Linked DNA regions of Mus musculus: regions 1 and 2 are each linked to region 3. A link is a contact called in ENCODE POLR2A ChIA-PET data. All regions are on one chromosome and are shown on one strand. The core of a region is the stretch at or near the end of the contact, and the rest is flanking DNA. Distances in the headings are between cores, read along the strand shown.

The links. ChIA-PET counts read pairs that join two places held with the same protein, here RNA polymerase II (POLR2A).
Region 1: POLR2A ChIA-PET joins it to region 3 with 54 read pairs in Patski. The contact joins the promoter of 4933433H22Rik here to the promoter of Zfp36l2 in region 3. POLR2A ChIA-PET finds 5 or more read pairs at or near these places in 3 of 5 experiments (Patski and embryonic stem cell).
Region 2: POLR2A ChIA-PET joins it to region 3 with 13 read pairs in Patski. The contact joins the enhancer-like site here to the promoter of Zfp36l2 in region 3. POLR2A ChIA-PET finds 5 or more read pairs at or near these places in 2 of 5 experiments (Patski and embryonic stem cell).

What each region holds. Positions count from the first base shown.
Region 1 is chr17:84,077,133-84,080,203 of GRCm38, reverse strand. 4933433H22Rik (RIKEN cDNA 4933433H22 gene) reads right to left here and starts at 1,544. Exons shown (of 6, transcript NR_045458.1): 1 at 1,150-1,544. All of the region lies in intron 1 of Gm35551 (a long non-coding RNA gene), which reads left to right.
Region 2 is chr17:84,256,881-84,260,049 of GRCm38, reverse strand. All of the region lies in intron 30 of Thada (thyroid adenoma associated), which reads left to right. Among named protein-coding and RNA genes, the nearest start is that of Gm24492, 29 kb to the left of the region's middle. Within about 2 kb of position 1,288, at least 2 of the 3 ENCODE cell types and tissues checked have a DNase peak (open chromatin) inside an H3K27ac peak, as active enhancers do.
Region 3 is chr17:84,185,990-84,189,241 of GRCm38, reverse strand. It overlaps Zfp36l2 (zinc finger protein 36, C3H type-like 2), which reads left to right and starts at 1,295. Exons shown (of 2, transcript NM_001001806.2): 1 at 1,295-1,598; 2 at 2,086-3,252. The coding sequence starts at 1,548. It also overlaps a transcript of Gm36279 not described here.

The DNA of each region.
Region 1 (3,071 bases), core at 295-2,794, 110 kb after region 3:
GGCCTTGGCCTCTATACCTTCATTAATTAACTAATTAAGTTAATTAATCGTAATTAAATGGGAATCTTATCAGTACTGCCTAGATGTGCTGAGGGTTAAATAATGTAACCTGTTGAAGTACCTGGCCAGACAGGGTGCCCACACATGGCAGCTATCAATGTGGGGAAGTTCCTGTGTCTCCTGGGAACTAGGGTCCGCTACCTGCTTGGGGCACAGGACTGATGGGCAGCTAGAGTAGGGCTGGCAGCTGGAGTTACAGCAGAAGGTTACGGGGCACTCAGAAAACCTAAAAACAGCCTACGTCTTTGCTTTGTCCAAGAGTTTTCTCCAGAACCCAGGAAGTCCCCGGCTCCGACTAGGCCCAAACCCTCAATCAGGGCAGGCCTCTGTCTCAGCTCCTTGGCCCTGGGCGGGTGGGAGAGGCTTCACAGAGGAATGGTTTCTACTGGCACCAGGATGCTGTGTGGCAGCCATCTCTGTCATTGCCACATGAGATTATAAAGTCTCTAGCGGGCACAGAGCCCTTCAGAGGGCAAAGTCTGCCAGAACCAGAGTTGTGAAGTCACAGGACCCCTTTGCACAAATCCAGCACGCACATCTGCATATCATTGCACAGTGGTTTTGCGTACATTTGCCTCCAAATCTGCAGCCACGCCCTCATAACGCCGGCTCCTTTTCTTCCTCCATAAAAACCAAATATTGAAGTTGTATTGATAAAGCCCCTAAATCTAACCCCATTCATTTCAGGGTGGTTTAAAGGCCTGCTATGGGGAGCAGCCTGTGTTGGGGCTTCCAGAAAGATGGACGTAGACAATAGATCCCCTGTTCCTGGGGTACTCGCATTCTGAATGGGAATTCATATCTGAGATCCAGGAAAGAGACTCTGATAGTGTTCACTCAAGGAAGTGTATGGTGGGAAGGGCAGGGTTTAGGCTGGGAGTTCAGAGTGGGCCAGAGGAGCAGGAGCTGTGGCCTTCAGAGAGAGAGAGAGAAAGAGAGAGAGAGAGAGAGAGAGAGAGAGAGAGAGAGAGAGAGAGAGAGAATGTGTATATGTGTGTATGTGTGTTGTTGTAAAGAGGTAGAGAGAGGTGTGACCCTAGTTCTCTTGGTCCCATGGCTCCCTTTGGAGCAGACTCTATGAATGCTTACCTTCCCTCGTACACTTGTCCAGCTTTTCTTGTACAGATTGGGTCACATGTGGGGTCTGTGGTGGCCTCACGGCCCAGCAGAACTTGTGTAAGCAACAATCAGGGCCTCATCTAATGCCAGCCCATTTGGATGTTGTAGATGAGGGGACCGAGAGACTGTTGATGGGCTTAGCAGTCTCCTCGGGAAGGGAAGGGGCTAGGATCATGAGCCCCAGTGTCCTGGATCTCCGCTTGTATCTCGGTCAGCACACTCTACGGCAGGTTGTGGGAGCTGCTTTGTCAGGTTGTAGAGCAGGGCCTGTCAGGAGTTGGGGAAAGCTGCTGACTGCTGGGTTCAAATCCTGACTCCATTGGTTGTCAGCCATGTGTTTCCAGAGACATCAGTGATTGCTCAACGAAGATTTCCCCACCTGGGGATTGAGCAAAGATGGGCAGCTCCTGGGGGTGACTGACTCACCTACTCACCTGTCACAGTGGTTCTGTGCAATAAAGGTCTGTGCTGGGTAGGGGTGGGGGAGGGGCATGGGAATGGCTTACTGAAGGCTTCATGAGAGCAGACCAGTGTGGTTGGAGAAGGGACTGTCCAGGGAAGAGAGGAGGACAGAGCTGAGTCTGGCTGGAGAGGCCCAGCCCCCTGCCGTTAAGTGCCCTCCTTCATTCCGTGGATGCGGAAGATGCGGTCACAGTCTCCCATAGCTAGGCCAGCTCATACAGGTGTAGGGAACCTGGCAATTCTGCCCTCTATGGGATCCCTAGCTTTCTGATTATGAGCCCCAATGTCACCGTTAGCCCCACCCACACTGTAGGCTTAATAGCACAATTGGATCTGGAGTTGCCTGCCTGGACACTTGAAAGCAGTACCTCAGGCTTACTTTCACCTTCTCTGGGTTCTTAAGAAAAAAAAAAAAAAAAAACCACTCTACCAAGGACAGCATTTGGTCTCTCTATATTGTAGAAAGCTTCCTTAGATCTGAGGACCAAGGCCAAGGACCAGCGGAAAGACTAGGTTACAACAGAACGGGTCGGGGGTGCCGCACAGGAGCAGACCGGAATGAAGAGCCACCGAGGGATGCGGAGATGGTCAGAGAACCACAAAGCAAGGGACAGAACACATAGGTGACACACCTAGACAGACATCCATTCTTCTGCTTATAGGCTCACCCTACCATCTTCAACAGAGCCCAGACAATGGCTGGCTCCCTGCCGTTTTCTAGAATATTCTCTAATGGCAGATTGTCCAGAGGTCCAGTTTGAGAGAAAGCAAACTGCTCACTCCTTACGCGTGTTGTTTGTTCACTTGTAGATAGCTCTTGTATAGCTCAGGCTGGCTTCAAACTCACTTCAACTTCGGATGATTTTGAACTTGTTAAGATTTTAAAGGACTTTAATTTTATGTGTACCAGTACCTTATCTGCATGCACATCCATGCTGTGTGTGTGTGTGTGTGTGTGTGTGTGTGTGTAGCACTTGAGGCAGCTAGGAGAGGGCCTCTTATCCTCTGCAACCAGAGCTAGGGATATTTTTTGTTTGTTTTTTGAGACAGGGTTTCTCTGTATAGCCCTGGCTGTCCTGGAACTTACTCTGTAGACCAGGCTGGCCTCGAACTCAGAAATCTGCCTGCCTCTGCCTCCCAAGTGCTGGGATTAAAGGCGTGCGCCATCACTGCCCTGCTAGGGGTGTTTGTTAACCACTCTGTGGATGCTGGGAATTGAACTCAGGTCCTCTGCAAAAGCAGCAAAGGCTCGTAACTGCTGCACCATCTTTGCAGCCCCAACCCTGAGCTTTTTATTTTGCCGTCTCTACATCATGAGTGCTCAAATTACAGCATGTGTCCCATGCCCGGTTTATGTGGTGCTGGGGATCAAACCCATGTCTTCGTACATCCGAGGCAAGTACTCTACCAAATGAGCCCTATCTTCCAGC
Region 2 (3,169 bases), core at 39-2,538, 71 kb before region 3:
GTTGCCATTTTCCTTGTCTGCTGCTGGAAAGTGAGCTGGAAGAATAGAAGCTCTGTTAGCATCCTATAGCATAATCAATGCTAGGTAGCCTCCAAGACCAAACTACAAAGAAGGTTTTCTGAGATACTACTTCTTTCCCATAATTCCCAGCTCATAGCTTATTAAGTTATTAACCAGCAATTTCTCTGGCAGCATATTAAACTTTACTTTTAAACAAGTCACAGAGGGAGGGAAACATGCATCGCTCATAAAACAGTTTCCCAGGCTTTGAACAAATCCCAAAACCCACACAAGGTCTCTTTTTCATCATTCTCTGCACACAGCTTGAATAGTAGAGCATTAATAAGAAAAAGGTGCTTAATGAAAGGATGGAAAAACACAAAAGTCTCTGGGAGTCCAGGGGCTCCCTAAGGACCCTCTGAACAGACCAGGTGAGCCTTCATGCAGCAAGAGGGAAGTCATGGCTTGAGATGGCAGGATTCCCCCTTGTGTGTGGCAGAAGGGAAGCAGAGCAGGCTTGTTTTCAGACCTGCCTTGAGAAGAGGGCCCCAGTGCCTTCCTCAGACTGTAGGTGAGCCTTATGCTATCCCTCCCCAGAACTTGTCAAAGGGTAAAGGCCTCAGCTCTTCTGAATCCTCTCCCCTCAGAGAAAAGCTGTTCCCCCAGAAGGAACCATGGAGGGATAGGTACTGGGCCTTTGTTACTTTTCCAGACACTTCCAGCTTAGGGTCAAATCCCCTGAAGACTGGTCCATACCAAAACAAGGCACTGAGGAAAGGCTTCATTTTAAGAGCCCAAGAAGGAGGGCTACATGGCAGCTTCTCCATTTGGGGTATGTGTGAAAGCACTAGTGGGTTTAGTTGCAGTAATCACGCAGCCCACCAGCACCAGCCCTTATGAGGACAAGGTAATCTTAGGACTGGGTATCCTGCCAACCCCACATGTTGCTGCCAGCTGGCTTGCCTGCACATCTGAATCCTAGCTGGTACTGTGGAGGGAAATAGCTTGTTTAAAATTACATATTCTGCAATTCATGACCATTTGGCATCGTGGCTTAAACAAATCTCCATTTGTTTCTCCAAGAATGCCATATGCTGGTTGGTTGCCCAGGCTGTGGTAAAAATGGACCTCAGAATGGGAGCAGGAGCTTCTCTTTATTTAATTTACACTTCCACATTTACATGGCTTAGTGTGGTCTGCATCAAAGGAAGACCTCCTACATCCTAGCCACAGCAGCTCTGTAAGCAAGCACAAGCTCTGTGGACAGCCTCCACAGCCATGCTGAACTGCTGGGATTGCTAAGAGGGACAGTCAGGAAACCCAGGGACTGTCAGCAGAACGTTGGCTAGCACAGCAGCTCCTCTGTGGTCAGAAAAGGCGTCCCTAGAGGACAAGCTTGGAGAAGAATTTTAAATAAAGGGCCCAACACAGCAGGCAAGGGTCAAGAGCCCAGTCATAACAGGGTGTGCAGACATTATGTATAAATGGCGCCTTCTCTGCCATTTTCTGGCCTCCTCTCCTTCCTCCCGCACCTGCTCTGTCCACTTTCCTTCTTCCCTGATCTGATGGCCATTACTGCTCTTCCCTGCTGCCCCTCCCCGTGCCCACAGCCCCCTGTGGGCTGCTGAAGGCCAGGGCTACTTCTCACTTGCAGCCGGGAGCTCCCACTCCTTGCTGACTTCTTTGATCTGCAGTTTGAAGCACCCAGACCAGGATGAGCCTGGTCCCATCATCAGACATGTCAGCTGTGACTGATGTATGTCTGGCACCTCCTCCTTTTTCCTCTGACTAGCTCAATGACTTTCCATGTCTCCAGCCCCCTCCTCCTCCAGGACATTCATTTTCATTGCTTTTTGTTTTTTTCCCTCCCCTCTCTCCAATCTTGCTGCAGGATGCCCCTACAGTATTCAGTAGACCTTAGCCTTGGGTCCACCCAGAGCTTGGGGAGTAGTTCCCTGGGGAGTCCAGATCAGGTTTCCTGACTTACATGCCAACACCAGGAGCACAGAGCAGAACAGTTGTTTCCAGCCCTCTCTAAATATGACGGTGGATTCTTGTGGAAGAGTTTGCTGCTACATATACAAAGTGGATTGTCTCTTTGAGAGAGCCCCGGTGGGTTCACAGTATTAAGTGGACATCCAAATCTTTCAGTGTGATTTGAGCTGATGGGATGATCCATAGGAACTTTAGCCCGTTAGGCTTCAGAGCGCTTTACAATCCATCAGCTCTAAGATCTGGCCCCTATTCATCCTTCCCGCAGCACTCCCTTCTGGTCTCTTCTCCTCATCTTTCAACTCTACGTTCTCTAGAGATGCTGTGGACCCAAGTTTGTGGGTGTACCACTTCCTCTGCTGGGGTCAGTGCCGGCTGCTGCCCAGACTCCTCACCAGGTCAGTCTCCTCTCCTAGCAGCCTTCATTTTGTCTATTGCTCCTTCTTTCATGCCCCACCCTATGAGAGTCTGTATGTTTCTCCCACTAAACCAATATATTTCAAGTATTTGTTTTGTTTTAAATAGACAAAAAAATACCATACCCCCCCCCCAAAAAAAACCCTTTTACATGGTGGCCAATAGATATGTGTGCATCTATGTACATGCATACACAGAGATACACTAGACACACCCTACTTGTGAAATCTAATATGACTTGAAATTGTGAATAATAGCTAATAATTTGCACACTCACCTCTTAAAACCTGCAGCAGATTCTGGGAGGCAGAACCAGGAGGACTATAACAAGCTCAAGGCCAGCCTGGCCTATATAGCAAGTTCCATGCCAGGCAGAGTTATAAGCTTGGTGGCACACACCTTTAATTCCAACACTTAGAAAGCAGAGGTAGAAGGATCTCTCTGAGTTCAAGACCAGCCTGGTGTACATAGTTAGTTGTAGGACAGCCAGGACTACACAGAGAGACTCTTGTCTCGAAAACAAACAAACAAAAAAGCCACCCCCACACACACACACACACCTAGGGAATCTAATTCAGTTTCCTTAAGACTCAGCAGGTTTGCTTTCAGGAATGTCAGCTTTCAGCATACTCATACCCTTACTGACACCATTCAGTACAATGGAAGGTGTGTCTTTACCTAGAAAAATAATTTAAAAGTTATATATTCAGTTATTTTACCTAAACTGTTGTATTTCATTAATTATTTCTTATTTAAAGAC
Region 3 (3,252 bases), core at 46-2,545:
GCAACCCGGACTGCCAGCTGGGTGAATTCATGGGCCCAACTCCAGCTTTTGGCAGCCAGTATGAAGTGTAGGGATAAAGGGTTCTGGACCTGACCAGATGGGCCTCACGGGGTGGGGGTGGGGGTCGCTAGGTGTGTGGAGGTGTGTGTGTGTGAGACCCCTCTCAAAAAGAGCCAGGGGCCTTCTGGGACTGCTTTTTCCATGGAAAGCTGGTAGGAGTTGCACTAAAGGCAACCGAATGAGGACCTCTTTCCCCCAACCTGGGTGGTGGTTCAGCAATCACCGCCTCGCCTCCGGCAGCTCACACAAAGCTTAGATTCAATGCCGCGCCTCCCACAGCAGAAGGAGGAAGGTTGCAGGATTCGACAGGCCAAGGCTGTACAGGCGGGAAGCCTTGGCTAGGAGCTGCACCCACATCCCCGAGAGGAGGCCAGGCCAACCAGCAGGCACAAAGGTGAAGGAAGTGACTTCCTCTATGTCCACACTGCTCCTCCGACTTCCCTCTAGTCCCCTGGAATAGGCTTTCCCGCCCCGGACACCCCGCGCCACTCGGCGCCTTTGGCCCAGGCTCAAGGTCTTGTGATGTGATTAGCAAAGCCAGCGCCTTGTCCTCAGACACTCGGCTCTGCCCCACAGGCCGCAGCGCTCAAGTCCTGTTTACTGAGCCTGGGCGGGGAGAGGGGCGGAGAAACGCGCCAATGCTCCTCCAGGCTGGCCGCTCCCGCCCCCACCCCTACTGCGTCTCCACGTGCAGCCGGGCCGGAGCTGCCACCTACGGGACAGGCCGCGACCCCCGTTCCTAGTCCCAAGCAACTTGGCCAAGCGCACCATTGCTGTTTTGCTGTTCCCGCGCGCGGAGCAAAAACTAGGATGGGAGATAAAAGCTGCGCCAGTCGGCCCAGCCGGATCGGGCGAGGAAAGGCACGTCCCGGGTAGCCCCGTCCTGGGCAGATAGAACGTGTACGTGCTTTCCAACGTTATACTCGTAGAGGCGGAGGAGAGCGAGGTATTCCCGCCGCCGCCACCCAGCAGGACCCAAGGGGGCCGCACGCCCCACGCCGCTCGGGACGCCCAGGCTGCCCGCCCCTCCCCTCCCCTCTCCTCCCCTCCCCCGAAGGGGAAAAATTGGCGGCGACCAATGAGAAGCCGAGAAGGAGCCTGACGTCCGCGGGCTGGCGGGCGGCGTTGCCTGGAGACCCCGGCCGGTCAGCGTTCAGTCCCCTCCCCCGGTGCGCTTTGCCCCGCCGCCGCGCCGCTCCGGGGCTGTATAAAGGGCGCACGCTCTCAGGTCTCCGAGTTCCACCAGTCCGCGAGCTGCCGACGGCTCGGGCGGGGGGCGGGCCGGGGCGCCGAGCTGCGCTCTCGCTTCTCCTCTGCCCCCCACTCCGCGCCACGGCCTCCCGCCGCCGCTTCCTCGGCCGCACAAGCACAACTTTCCGTCCCTCCTTGGCCCTCGCCCGTTATTCATCTTGGTTCGAGTCTCGCCGTACCGAGGGCACCTCCCAACCTCCACGCTTGCAATTTCGACCATTACAGGACCCAGAAAAATGTCGACCACACTTCTGTCACCCTTCTACGATATCGACTTCTTGTGCAAGGTAAGCAGGCAGCCGGAAAGGATGGCGGACGGCCTGGAACCCTTTGGAGTTCCGAGACTTGCCGCCGGGCCGGGCCGAGGCGGGAGGGACCCTTCCAAGTTGACTTTGCGGGTGGAGGGAAGTCCTGGAGTTAGCAGGACTGTGTGCTTGCGACTGTGGGCGTGGAGAGAGCGAGTAGCGGCTGGAGCAGCCGTGCTCCTCCCGAACCGACCGCGGCCACGCTGCCGGGACTTCCCGGACAGCGTTTGCGCCGCCCACCCCGTGGCCACGGGCCCAGGATCACATGGCTAGACCCGGAGCGGCCGGGGTGGGCGTCCTCCACTCTCTCCGGCCTGCGTTTTGCGAGTGTAGCGGTGGAGGCTGAATCGGATCCCACCAGAAACCCCAACAAGTGGGCAGTTGGGACTAGGGCGTTCACTCTGCAGTTAGCCCCGACTCTCTTCCCCATCCGATTTTCATCCCGCTCCCGCTCCCCTCCCTTTGGCAGACGGAGAAATCCCTGGCAAACCTCAATCTGAACAACATGCTGGACAAGAAGGCGGTAGGGACGCCCGTGGCTGCTGCCCCCAGCTCGAGCTTCACTCCGGGCTTCCTGCGACGCCACTCCGCCAGCAACCTCCACGCGCTTGCCCACCCTGTGCCCAGTCCGGGCAGCTGCTCGCCGAAGTTCCCGGGCGCCCCTAACGGCGGCGGCAGCAGCTGTGGCCCCGCAGGCGGAGGCGGTCTGGCCTCCTACGGCCAGCTCAAGGAGCCTTCGGGGGGCAGCGGCACGGCGCTGGTCACCAAGGAGAGCAAATTTCGGGACCGCTCGTTCAGCGAGAACGGGGAGCGCAGCCAGCACCTCCTGCACCTGCAGCAGCAGCAGAAGGGGGGCAGCGGCTCCCAGATCAACTCCACGCGCTACAAGACGGAGCTGTGCCGGCCCTTCGAGGAGAGCGGCACGTGCAAGTACGGCGAGAAGTGCCAGTTCGCGCACGGCTTCCACGAGCTGCGCAGCCTCACCCGGCACCCCAAGTACAAGACAGAGCTGTGCCGCACCTTCCACACCATCGGCTTCTGCCCCTACGGCCCGCGCTGCCACTTCATCCACAACGCGGACGAGCGGCGGCCCGCGCCGTCGGGGGGCGGCGGCGCCTCCGGGGACCTGCGAGCGTTTGGCGCACGCGACGCGCTACACCTAGGCTTCGCCCGCGAGCCGCGGCCCAAGCTGCATCACAGCCTCAGTTTCTCCGGCTTCCCGTCGGGCCACCACCAGCCGCCGGGGGGCCTGGAGTCGCCGCTGCTGCTCGACAGCCCCACATCGCGCACGCCGCCGCCGCCCTCCTCCTCGGCCTCGTCCTGTTCCTCCTCGGCTTCTTCCTGCTCTTCCGCCTCGGCGGCCTCCACGCCCTCGGGCGCCCCGACGTGCTGCGCCACGGCGGCGGCGGCCGCGCTGCTCTACGGCCCCGGGGGCGCGGAGGACCTGCTGAGCCCCGGAGCGCCGTGCGCCTCCTGCTCGTCCTCCGGCGCTAACAACGCCTTCGCTTTCGGCCCGGAGCTGAGCAGCCTCATCACGCCGCTCGCCATCCAGACCCACAACTTCGCCGCCGCGGCCGCCGCCGCCTACTACCGCAACCAGCAGCAGGGCCTGACCGGTCCCGCGCCACCCCCGGCA